Regions from separate parts of the Homo sapiens genome. Here region 2 is linked to region 1. The links are chromatin loops, found by intact Hi-C in ENCODE. Cell type or tissue: B cell. All regions are shown on one strand. Each heading gives the region's core, and the rest is flanking DNA. Links, peaks and the distances in the headings are about the cores only. Region 1 has its middle 4.1 kb from the start of PRPH2. Region 2 has its middle 8.6 kb from the start of PEX39.

What was found. A loop is a pair of places that touch in the nucleus more often than their neighbours do. Peaks named below come from ENCODE experiments on the same cell type or tissue, not always from the same donor. Only the 100,000 strongest peaks of a DNase experiment are listed, where the experiment ranks them.
Region 2: it touches region 1 in a loop (11-fold over the local background); 19 of 110 quality-filtered maps call a loop at or near these places.

The regions. Positions count from the first base shown.
Region 1 is chr6:42,725,264-42,728,179 of GRCh38, reverse strand. It overlaps the pseudogene ATP6V0CP3. Among named protein-coding and RNA genes, the nearest start is that of PRPH2, 4.1 kb to the right of the region's middle. RefSeq lists enhancers at 649-698, 1,199-1,338, 1,579-1,648. In B cell, for the core only: CTCF peaks have their summits at 1,185 and 1,391 (motif pointing right); a DNase peak (open chromatin) is centred at 1,409; H3K4me3 peaks cover 1,416 bases; H3K27ac peaks cover 1,513 bases.
Region 2 is chr6:42,898,001-42,900,916 of GRCh38, reverse strand. No RefSeq gene overlaps it. Among named protein-coding and RNA genes, the nearest start is that of PEX39, 8.6 kb to the right of the region's middle. In B cell, for the core only: a CTCF peak has its summit at 1,841 (motif pointing right); a DNase peak (open chromatin) is centred at 1,876.

The DNA.
Region 1 (2,916 bases), core at 174-2,673:
ACTTTATTGGACAGAGCTCCGTGCAGGGCCAAGGGCCCGGTGGCGAGGGCAGCTCCATCCAGGAGGTCTCAGCAACAGGAGCCCACAAGGCCACACTCTAGCTAAGGTTATAGACAGCTGGGAGACCAGGGCCTCTCCGCAGACGCGGGAACAGGCCAGATCTTTATAAATAAACATCCAGTGAAGAGAAATGACAACTCTAAGTCATCCGAATACACAGAGCACTCTAGGGGGTGGGGCACCGGGGGCCTGGAGGGGCGATGAGTGGACCCAGATGTCCATGGCACGGGGCGGCGTGGGGGGTGGGGTGGGGGCAAGGCCAGGGCAACAGACAACCGGCACTAGGACGCTGCGCTGCGCATGTACAAGATCAACTACTGGGGGCCGCGGTCCCGTGCGTGTGTGTCAGGCTCTTCGTTCTGGAATGAGGAGGGGTGGTTTTTACATCATATTCGGTGGCTGGTGGGCTCGGAGAGGGGCTACTCTGTGGAGAGGATGAGGGCAACGACGAGACCGTACAGGCCGAGCACCTCGGGGAAGATGAGGATCAGGATCATGCCCATGAATAGTCGGGGCTGCTGGGCCGTGGCTCGCACACCGGCGTCCCCCAAGATGTCTATGGCAAAGCCGGCTGCCAGGCCGCTCAGGCCCACGCTCAGGCCGGCGCTAGCTGGAGGCAGCTCCTGTAGAGGCTGATGTCGTCATTCGGGGAGCTGGCGATGAGGACTGTCACCACCAGGCCATAGATGGCGATGATGCCAGCCGTGACCACCGGGATGATGGACTTCATGATCAGCTCCGGCCGCATGACAGACATGGCCGCGATGCCGGCACCGGTCTTGACCGTGCCATAGGCAGCGCGCGGGGCGCTGAAGACCATGGCGGCCGAGGCTGCCATGACGGCGAAAAACGAAGCATACTCGGGGCCGTTCTTGGACTCGGACATTGTCTGCGGGTGGGGAGGGGGCAAGCTCTGCGGCCGAGGCGGAGGCGAAGACCGGGGCGAGGCCGGGCCGGGCGCGAAGGCGAGCACGCAGGCGGCGGCGAAGACGATCAGCATTAATGGTATTTCTAAAGAAGAAAAGTGAACCATCCTTGGTTCCGCTAACCTCTTCTATTATCTCTATAATAGATGTCTCGCATCTAGACTCACATCCAACATGGTCCGGAAGCAGGAAGGAGCCCTCCCTTCTCTGACAGATTAATTACTGCTTCCTTTGCAGTCCACTTTTCTCTGCTTGTTCATCGCCATATCTTGCCTTGATTCGTACTTGAAAGGTTTGGCCAGAGACATTTCTGATGTGTCTGTTCTTTTTCTCTTACTTTTCTGGGTAATTTAACGTGCTGGGGATGCGAGCACGTTAAATTTCCATCCATTGAAGCCATTCTATTTAGGGCCACCAGGGGGCATCCACAGACTTGCTATGGGCTCAGCACCGCCCTCCTCGTCGTATTTACAACCTCAAGGTCATTTGAGGAGAAAGAGGTGCCTGACTAATCGGGTTACCCTTGTAGAGCTATTTTTAAATTTTTGTTTCTGGTTTCTACATTAAATCTTTCTTCCTCTTCTTCCCTCTGATTTTCTCTTGTCTGCACGTGTGCTTCTAAGAGGCTCTCTGTGATAGCGTCACAGTCATCTACATCCTATTTCCTGCAGGACAATTGTCTTCCAATTTTTATTTTACTTTTTGTAGGAGGTATGAGTCCTCTGGTTGTCTGAACATCCTCTTTTGGAAAAAGCAAAACAAAAGGAAACAACTTCAAAAGTGGCAGCAATTCTTTTCAATGTCCTTGATGATAAAGAGTTGAAATCCTTTCATAATCCAAAGCTATTATAAGCCAACACTGGCTGTTAGAAGAGTGATCACTTTGGGTAATATTGTTTTTGACCCAAAATGCTGTGTGACTATAGTATAACAAGAATGTTTCCCCATATGGCTCAGGACCTGGCTTTTGAAATCACTCCCATTTGGAGTCCAGACTTGAGCTGAGCAATGGAATAAGTGCTTTGTTTTCCAAGGTGATTGTTGGATGGGAAAACTCATGTCTTGTTGCTTAGTTCTTACACCTCCTCTGCCTGTGGAGACTATTCCTCTGATTTACATAATGATTTGGAGACCTTGAAGAGGAGTGTGTGGGTAGTGAGTCTAGTGTAGGGGAATCAATGCACATAAGGGAAGAAAGGAGATTCTGGATTAGAGTTTTGACCCACTTGCCACCAAGAGCTCACAGGCTTCATATTCTAATCATGAAACCCTTTTTGGTATTAGGTGGACAGGAATTTGATGACAAGATTGGTTTGTTCTTTTTTTTTTTTTTTGAGATGGAGTCTTGCTCTGTCGCCCAGGCTGGAGTACAGTGGTGTGATCTCAGCTCACTGCAACCTCTGCTTCCTGGGTTCAAGTGGTTCTTATGCCTCAGCCAGCCTCTGGGAGTATAGCTGGGGTTACAGGTGCCTGCCACCATGCCCAGCTATTTTTTTTTTTTTTGTATTTTTAGTAGAGATGGGGCTTCACCATGTTGGCCAGGCTTGTCTTGAACTCCTGACTTCAAGTGGTCCACTTGCCTTGGCCTCCCAAAGTGCTGGAATTACAGGCATGAACCACCACACATGGCCTTGGTTTGTTCTTAAAAGCCCTTGTACTTATGCACAGGCTGTTCTGAGAAGTAAGATTATTGGATCTTTGGGAATTTTAATGCATTTTAAATTTTAGGGTGGGTGAGGTGGCTCACACCTGTAATCTCAGCAATTTGGGAGGTTGAGGCAGAAGGATTGCTTGAGCCCAAGGAGTTTGAGACTAACCTAGGCAACACAGCAAGACTCCGTCGCTAAAATTTTTTTTTGAAAATTGTAATAGGTATAGCTAAATTGCCCTTCCAAAGGGCTGTAAAACTTTACACTCTAAAGAAAACAAA
Region 2 (2,916 bases), core at 285-2,784, 170 kb before region 1:
TTAAAAAGAAAAGTTCCAGCAGGAGTTGATGTAATTACAGAATAAGTGAAGGCTTATGATGGGATTGGAGGAGCTATGTATAAAGGCAATGCTAATGGCTGAAGCAATAGCGGGAGTCGCTTTAGGAGGACAAGTTAGAACATTTGGGAAAAAATGTTATAATTGTGGTCAAATCGGTCATCCGAAAAGGAGTTGCCCAGTCTTAAGTAAACAGAATATAATAAATCAAGCTGGCCGGGCACGGTGGCTCACACCCGTAATCCCAGCACTTTGGGAGGCCGAGGCTGGTAGATCACAAGGTCAGGAGGTCGAGACTATCCTGGCTAACATGGTGAAACCCCATCTCTACTAAAAATACAAAAAATTAGCCAGGCGTGGTGGCGGGTGCCTATAGTCCCAGCTACTCGGGAGGCTGAGGCAGGAGAATGGCATGAACCCAGGAGGCAGAGCTTGCAGTGAGCCGAGATCGCACCACTGCACTCCAGCCTGGGCAACAGAGCCAGACTCCGTCTCAAAAAAAAGAAAAATATAAATATAAATAAATCAAGCTATAACGGCAAAAAATAAAGAGCCACCTGGCCTGTGTCCAAAATGTGGAAAAGGAAAACATTGGGCTAATCAATGTCATTCTAAATTTGATAAAGATGGGCAACCATTGTTGGGGAAATGGGAAGAGGGGCCAGCCTCAGGCCCCGCAACAAATTGGGGCATTCCGATTCAGCCGTTTGTTCCTCAGGGTTTTCAGGGACAAAAACTCCCGCAGGAAATACCACCACTTCAGGGAGTCAGCCAATTACAACAATACAACAGCTGTCCCCTGCCACAGCAGGCAGCGCAGCAGTAGATTTGTGTTCTACTCAAATGGTTTCTTTACTCCCTGGAGAGCCCCCGCAAAAGATTCCTACAGGGGTATATGGCCCGCTGCCAGAAGGGACGGTAGGCCTTATTTTAGGGAGATCAAGTCTAAATTTGAAGGGAGTCCAAATTCATACTGGTGTAATTGATTCAGATTATAAAGGGGAAATTCAGTTAGTGATCAGCTCCACTGTTCCCTGGAGTGCCAATCCAGGTGATAGAATTGCACAATTACTGCTTTTGCCTTGTATTAAAATTGGGAAAAACAAAACGGAAAGAACAGGAGGGTTTGGAAGTACCAACCCTGCCGGAAAAGCCGCTTATTGGGCTAGTCAGGTCTCAGAGGATAGACCCGTGTGTGCAGTCACTATTCAGGGAAAGCAGTTTGAAGGATTAGTGGATACTGGGTGATGGTGCTATCATTGCCTTAAATCAATGGCCCCAAAATTGGCCTAAACAAAAGCCTGTTACAGGACTTGTCGGCGTAGGCACTGCCTCAGAAGTGTATCAAAGTGCCATGAGTTTACATTGTCTAGGACCTGATGATCAAGAAAGTACAGTTCAGCCTATGATCACTTCTATTCCAATTAATTTATGGGGCCGAGACTTGTTACAACAATGGCATGCAGCGATTACTATCCCAGCCCCCAATACAGCCCCACGAGTCAAAAAATCATAACTAAAATGGGATATCTCCCTGAAAAGGGACTAGGAAAGAATGAAGACAGCATTAAAGTCCCAATTGAGGCTGAAAAAACTCAAAAAAGAAAAGGAATAGGGTATCCTTTTTAAGAGCGGCCACTGTAGAGCCTCCAAAACCCATTCCATTAACTTGGAAAACAAAAAAACCTGTATGGGTGAATCAGTGGCTGCTACCAAAACAAAAGCTGGAGGCTTTACACTTATTAGCAAAGGAACAATTAGAAAAGGGACATATTGAGCCTTCATTTTCGCCTTGGAATTCTCCTGTGTTTGTAATTCAGAAAAAATCCGGCAGATGGCGCGTGCTGACCGACTTAAGAGCCGTTAATGCTGTAATTCAACCCATGGGGGCTCTCCAACCTGGGTTGCTCTCTCCGGTCATGATCCCCAAAGATCGGCCTTTAGTTATAATTGATCTGAAGGATTGCTTTTTTACCGTTCCTCTGGCAAAACAGGATTTTGAAAAATTTGCTTTTACTATACCAGCCATAAATAATAAAGAACCAGCCACCAGGTTTCAGTGGAAAGTGTTGCCTCAGGGAATGCTTAATGGTCCAACTATTTGCCAGACTTTTGTAGCTCAAGCTCTTCAACCAATTAGAGACAGTTTTCAGACTCTTATATCATTCATTATGTTGATGATATTTTGTGTGCTACAGAAAGGAGAGACAAATTAATTGACTGTTACACATTTCTGCAGACAGAGGTTGCAAACGCAGGACTGACGACAGCATCTGATAAGATTCAAACCTCTACTCCTTTCCATTACTTGGAAATGCAGGTGGAGGAAACGAAAATTAAACCATAAAAAATAGAAATAAGAAAAGACACATTAAAAACATTAAATGACTTTCAAAAATTGCTAGGAGATATTAATTGGATTCAGCCAACTCTAGGCATCTCTACTTATGCCATGTCAAATTTGTTCTCTATCTTAAGAGGGGATCCAGAATTGAATAGTAAAAGAACATTAACTCCAGAAGCAACTAAAGAAATTGAATTAGTTGAAGAAAAAATTCGGTCAGCACAAGTAAATAGAATAGATCACTTAGCCCCACTCCAACTTTTGATTTTTGCTACTGCACATTCTCCAACAGGCATTATTGCTCAAAATACAGATCTTGTGGAGTGGTTCTTCCTTCCTCATAGTACAATTAAGACTTTTACATTGTACTTGGATCAAATGGCTACATTAATTGGTCAGGCAAGATTACGAATAATAAAATTGTGTGAAAGTGACTCAGATAAAATCATTGTTCCTTTAAACAAGGAACAGGTTAGACAAGCCTTTATCAATTCTGGTGCATGGCAGATTGGTCTTGCTGATTTTGTGGGAATTATTGACAATCATTACCCAAA